Regions from separate parts of the Mus musculus genome. Here region 1 is linked to region 2. The links are chromatin contacts, found by Hi-C or POLR2A ChIA-PET in ENCODE. All regions are on one chromosome and are shown on one strand. Each heading gives the region's core, a stretch centred on a gene start or an enhancer-like site at or near the end of the contact. The rest is flanking DNA. Distances are from core to core; before and after follow the strand shown. Region 1 holds the start of Mcm9 (minichromosome maintenance 9 homologous recombination repair factor). Region 2 holds the start of Asf1a (anti-silencing function 1A histone chaperone).

Evidence for each region. A loop is a pair of places that touch in the nucleus more often than their neighbours do. ChIA-PET counts read pairs that join two places held with the same protein, here RNA polymerase II (POLR2A).
Region 1: a map of left cerebral cortex shows a loop between it and region 2 (6-fold over the local background). The contact joins the promoter of Mcm9 here to the promoter of Asf1a in region 2. A Hi-C loop is called at or near these places in 11 of 37 maps with a recorded cell type or tissue (T-helper 2 cell, gastrocnemius, heart and 1 more). POLR2A ChIA-PET finds 5 or more read pairs at or near these places in 5 of 5 experiments (Patski and embryonic stem cell).

Annotation. Positions count from the first base shown.
Region 1 is chr10:53,628,499-53,631,294 of GRCm38, forward strand. Mcm9 (minichromosome maintenance 9 homologous recombination repair factor) reads right to left here and starts at 1,459. Exons shown (of 13, transcript NM_027830.3): 1 at 1,226-1,459.
Region 2 is chr10:53,595,606-53,598,305 of GRCm38, forward strand. It overlaps Asf1a (anti-silencing function 1A histone chaperone), which reads left to right and starts at 1,356. Exons shown (of 4, transcript NM_025541.3): 1 at 1,356-1,693. The coding sequence starts at 1,585. The region is part of intron 7 of Mcm9 (minichromosome maintenance 9 homologous recombination repair factor); the gene reads right to left.

The DNA.
Region 1 (2,796 bases), core at 209-2,708, 33 kb after region 2:
ATTCCATACTAGCTCTAAGCACCTTAGCAAAGGTGTGGTTTATATTGGACTTATTTTATTTATGTAACATATATCATCCTCTATAAATACTATGACTAAAGAAGACTAGATATAGTTCAGTTAAAGTTCAGTTTGGCATCCCTGAGGTGGATCACACTGGCTACTGATTCTGCCCTCTCTGAACACCTGCTCAGCTGGGAGGTATAAAGTATAAAGTTGCATCACACTTAAGCCAAGAACACTGACAAGTACAGGAGGCTGGTATGAGATTAAGAGAGTATTTTTCAGAGAATCAGTCAAAGTAAGCCAACACTAAAATACTAAGCGACTTGGTTTTGGTTAGGTAATAGCATAATCAATCAGCCAAGAGTAAAAAAAGAGATTATTTGGGAAAGGGATCATAGTATTTCATGATGTGGATCTTAGCTGGGAAAAAAAAATCACAGCACTACCCTCAAGAGTGACCAAAGGAATATCTTTACGATTTTACAAATACAAAGTGAATGTAGAGCAGAAATCCGAAACAACAATTAACAACATACCCAACTCCAACAGCGCAGAAAGAGGGCGGGCAAAGAATTTTAAGTTCCTAACAGGGGCAGGTTAAATGTTTGCCTAGTTAAACCGGTAAATTACAGTGTTAAACAGACCGATATTTTTTAAACACAGCTTTCTTCTTCTTTTTTTTTTTTTCCAACATCCGTGCAATTAGACAAGTTTATCAACCTATAAACTCAGGCATCCCGTTACAAACTTAAGCCATTTACTGTCTAGGGGAGGGGGGACGATGGTTGTACAACTATCAAATTCTCTCTCCTCTTGCCTCTGGCATCCAAACAAATAAAATGGCTTTGCTTTATTTCATACTATCCACTGCAAGGTGGCGCCAAAAAGAGCAGTTTGGGGATAGAGCCTTGTCCCTCACCTAGGCTCGCGTAGCCCCGCCCCTCGGGAGCTGTGGCCACGCCCCGCGCGTCTCAATCCCGCGTTGCGCGCCATTCGCGGGTGCGCGCTCATTGCGCGCCTCCAGGCCGCCTGGCGAGCGAGAGCCTAGCGGAGGGATGCTTTGGAAAGCATTTGGAAATTCGCTTCTAATCCACAGGTGGTTGGCTGTGGCCTCCCAGCCCTGCGGGGAGTTTAGAAATTAAAGGATGCGGACGAGACCTGACGCTAACCACGGGAGGGAAACGATCCCCCGGGACCTCACGCTGCGGTGGTCACTTACGGGCTCAACACGCACTGTCTTGGTCGCCGGGACCGCGCTGCGGCCGTGGTCGCCCCAGCCCGACCCGCGCGGCGTTGGAGGGGGCGGGGCGTGCGCGCGGCCGCTCGAGGGGGCCGCCTTGCGCGGGGGCGCGCAGGCTTCTTCGCGCTGCTCTCGCTCGGCCTCTGAAGGACTTGAGCTTCCCGCGGACCCCGAGCCGCGCACTGCCTCAACTTTCCGGCCGCTGGGGCTTCTTCCGGGTGCGGACGCAGGCGGGCGCGCGCCAGGACGGACGCTGGAGTCTGCGAGCGGGAGGCGGGAGCAGGGAGAGAGGCGGGACTCGGGGAGCTGGAGGCGGGGTTTGGGCCGGACAAGACGTCTGAGGGGCGGGTCTCGGAGGCATGGGGCGGGGTTTGAGCGGGACACCGGCTTCGAGGGCGGGTTTAGGGTGAAGTGGATAATTCAGGCTGGCAGGAATTCCGCGGATTGGTGATGGGCGAACGCGGGGTGGAGACTAGGGCGGAGAGAAGGGGAACCCTGGTGACGTATTAGGGCGGGATGTGGGCGATCTGGGACTCGACTTTGGTTTGCACCTTCAGATATCTTAGAACACAAGTGATTTTGTTGTTTTTTTTTTGTTTTTGTTTTTTTTTTTTTTTTGGGTTGGCGATGTATTTAAGGAATCTGCCTACTTCCACGTCACAATATTTTCCATTTCGTGTAGTTCTCTGATCCATTTCGAGCTAAATTTTATAAGTGGTGTTACGGTTTTGTGAAGTCACTTCTACTTTAAATCCTCTGACTGCACATCTACCTATCAGCAATTTTTATTAAATCAAATCAGGCAGCTGAGGGCAAAATTGGATATAAAAAATTCATTATCTGGCCGGGCGTGGTGGTGCACGCCTTTAATCCCAGCACTTGGGAGGCAGAGGCAGGCAGATTTCTGAGTTCGAGGCCAGCCTGGTCTACAGAGTGAGTTCCAGGACAGCCAGGGCTACACAGAGAAACCCTGTCTCGAAAAAACAAAAACAAAAAAGAAATTCATTATCTTGACCCCAACTCAGCTTCAGCAAGAGAGTCATGTCAGCACGTGCTGCCACCGTTCATGTTCCCTGATCTCAAAATGTCCCTAGCTCAACTAATAAGTGTTTTTCTGAACTTCAAATTGTTCCTGAAGACTTTCTACATTAGAGCCTAAGGGTGTTACTTCCTAGGGCCAGGCCCTCTTTTTACATCAGTTAAGGATACAATGTCTCAAAGACATTCCTACTGGTCAATCTGATACAGGCAGTTCCTTAATTCAGACTCCCTTCTCAGCTAGGCATGGTGGCAAAGGCCTTTAATTCTGGCAGGTTGATCTCAGTGAGTTTAAGGCCAGCCTGATCTACAAAGTGAGTTCCAGGACAGCCAGATACATTTCAACAAAACAAAACAAACAAGCAAAAAAAAAAAAAATCTCTTTTCTGAGGTAATTCTTGGTTAAGGCAAGTTGACATTTGAAATTAAGCAGTACACCTGTATGATACATTGGTTCAATCTTAATGATTTTATGTCCCTATAAAAACTTCACACATTGGAGCACTATTAGT
Region 2 (2,700 bases), core at 106-2,605:
GACAAGGACAGATCATCCACAGCAATCCAGTTGAGTCTCAACCTGTCCAAGGAAGATTAATTAAATTCTGCACACTAGCAGAAACTTCACTTGCAGATTAATACTAAGACATAATTTTCACTCCGGATTTTATTGAATAGTTTAGTAGTTTCATTTATAAGGAAAAAGAAAAGAACCCAATGGTTTATGAGTAACACCTCCACAGTAAAAAGAATCAGTTCACATTCACAAAGGTGTTAGGTTTCCGTTTCCTGTTTCCTAGTCTACCCACAGTGGCTAAGTACCATAAACAAGCAACTTTTCCTCCAGTCAGCCTTGAAATGGTCTCACAGGCGTCACAGGCATGGAAGGTCTCCTCAGAATTGGTGTGCTGCACTTTTTCACTTATGAATGTTTGTTATAAATGCCTTGAAGAGCAAATGGCATGTTATCTGTGCTTTCTCCTTTCTCATATTCCACCAAAAATACATTTGTTGTCCTTTGGCCTTCAGACACTTCCATTTTCTCGACTTTTGACTTCTTTCTCTGTGCCCCCCCAACAACAGAAGCCTCGCTGTAACTGATCACGTTTTCCCCCTTTTATTTCTTTTTTTTTGTTTTGTTTTACATCTTTTCAGTTATTAAATGGGAAGAAATCCAACATGCAGCTGAAGATCGCATATTTTTTTTCTAGCCTGCGTGTGTGTGTGTAAAATCACCCCGCCCTCATTTTGTATCTATTTCACCGCACTGTCGTGGCCAAGAACTTGAATTCCAAAATGGCTTGCTCCTTTCGAGCTGACATGGGCTATAAAAATGCAATTTATTCCCACTGCAACCAGCCCTTCTCCCTATTCTCTACCATTACGATTGCGAGAAGCACAGACAGCTAGTTGGGCCTGACAAGGGCTGCAAAGCACACCTTATCTGCTAAATCCAGCAGAGCCAGCAAAGCCGCCGGCACTGGTGGGGGAAGCGTTAAAGGCTGGAAGAAAACCCGAAAAACCCCAAGGCCCATGCTGCGCACACACACGGGGCCGCCTCGCGCCCTCCTGCTTCCACCGCCGGCCCCGCCCACCCCACGGGTCCCGCCCCCTCCGTCCCGCCGCGGCCACGCCCGACGTGTGGCGCGGCCCCGCCGGGCGGGGGCGGGGCCTGCGTCGCCCCTCCCCCGCCGCCGGCGGCCTCCGCGCGGGCCTCCCAGCCCCTATTCCACTCACTTTGTTCTGCGCCTTTGTCCTGGTCCGCACCAGCAGGTGGAGCCGCAGTGAAAGTTTCCCGTCCGTTCTGCGAGCGGGAGCCCATCTTGCTCGCCGCCGCGGCCCTCGCTGGAGGAGGAGGGTCAGAGCTCGGGGGCAGCCAATCGCGGGCAACGCTGCTAGTTATCAGGGCAGAATGGGCTGTAGTTTAGTGAAATAGGAAAGCTGCAAAACACCGTGGAGTGCCGCCGTGTAAATAAAAAGGAAAAAAAAGTTTCTCAAGTCGCAGCTGCACGACGTCGGGCCGCGCCGCGCCGGGGCGGGGGTCTGCGCTCTCGGAGCGGCCGCGCGCGGGACTCGGTGGTGCCGCCAGCCCCGGCCCCATTGTTTGTGTTTTCTTCAAAATATGGCAAAGGTTCAGGTGAACAATGTAGTGGTGCTGGATAACCCGTCGCCTTTCTACAACCCGTTCCAGTTCGAGATCACCTTCGAGTGCATCGAGGACCTGTCTGAAGGTGAGCGAGTGGCGCCGGGCTGTCAGTTGCGGCGGCGGACGTTAAAGTTTCCCGGCCCGGCCTCGCGCGGGGTGGGCCGCGGCCGGCGGCCGGCGGGAGGGCGGCCATGCGAGGGAAACTTGAAGTTGAGGGACGCCGGCCGCGCCGCAACTTGCGAGCAACTTGCCGGGCGGAGGGAGCCATGTTGTCAGCTTTGTCTGCGGCGGGCGGCGCTCGGCGGCCCCCGGCTCGCGCGGCGCTGGCGGGGGGTCGTGCGGCCTCGGCGGCCCCAGGGCCCCACGGCCCGGTGGGGAGCAAGCTGGGCCGGTGGGAAGCGGAGCCATCTTACCCGGCGGCACGACGCCTGCTCCGGACCGCCGGGGGCGAGCGGGCCCGCGCCTTCCCGCCCGAGCCCCGCCGAGGCTGTCCTCGCGCCGCTCTCCGGCTCCCTCCACCAACCAGCGCGGAAGGCGGGCGCTGGGCTCGGCCCCTCGGCGCCTGGCTCCCGGGGGGCGGCCGTGCTCTCCGCGGGCGCCCGGGATGCTGTGCGCCGCCTCTCCCCGGGGACAGAGACCTCTCGGAGAGAAATGGTGAGGGGCTGGGAAGTTCCATGGCACCCTAGAGCAGAAGCAGGGTGCTTAACCAATTCCAGGCACTTCTCTGGCGTTTAGAAAGTCTGAAAGACTTTCTCCAGAACGTGTGAAGAAGAAGCAATTAAAATAACTCCACGTCCAAGCAGATGGAGAAAATGCAAACGTTAGCTGGGAGATAGAAGGCAAAATCCTTTCTGAAGTACATTTTACGGTTTAAAAAATGCGAAATAGTGAGGTAATACAGAACTTAGAAAGCTAAAATATGGCTTCTTAACGCTTTTCTTAGATTTTATTAAAATCAATGCTTCATTTTCAACATTTGAAACAAAAAGTTTAACTTCATTGGTGTTAAATTTTAGTTAACTAGGAGGACATCTTGGGACTTGAAAGTATTTCGACAAAATGCCTTGTATTATCCTAATCATGACGAAAAGA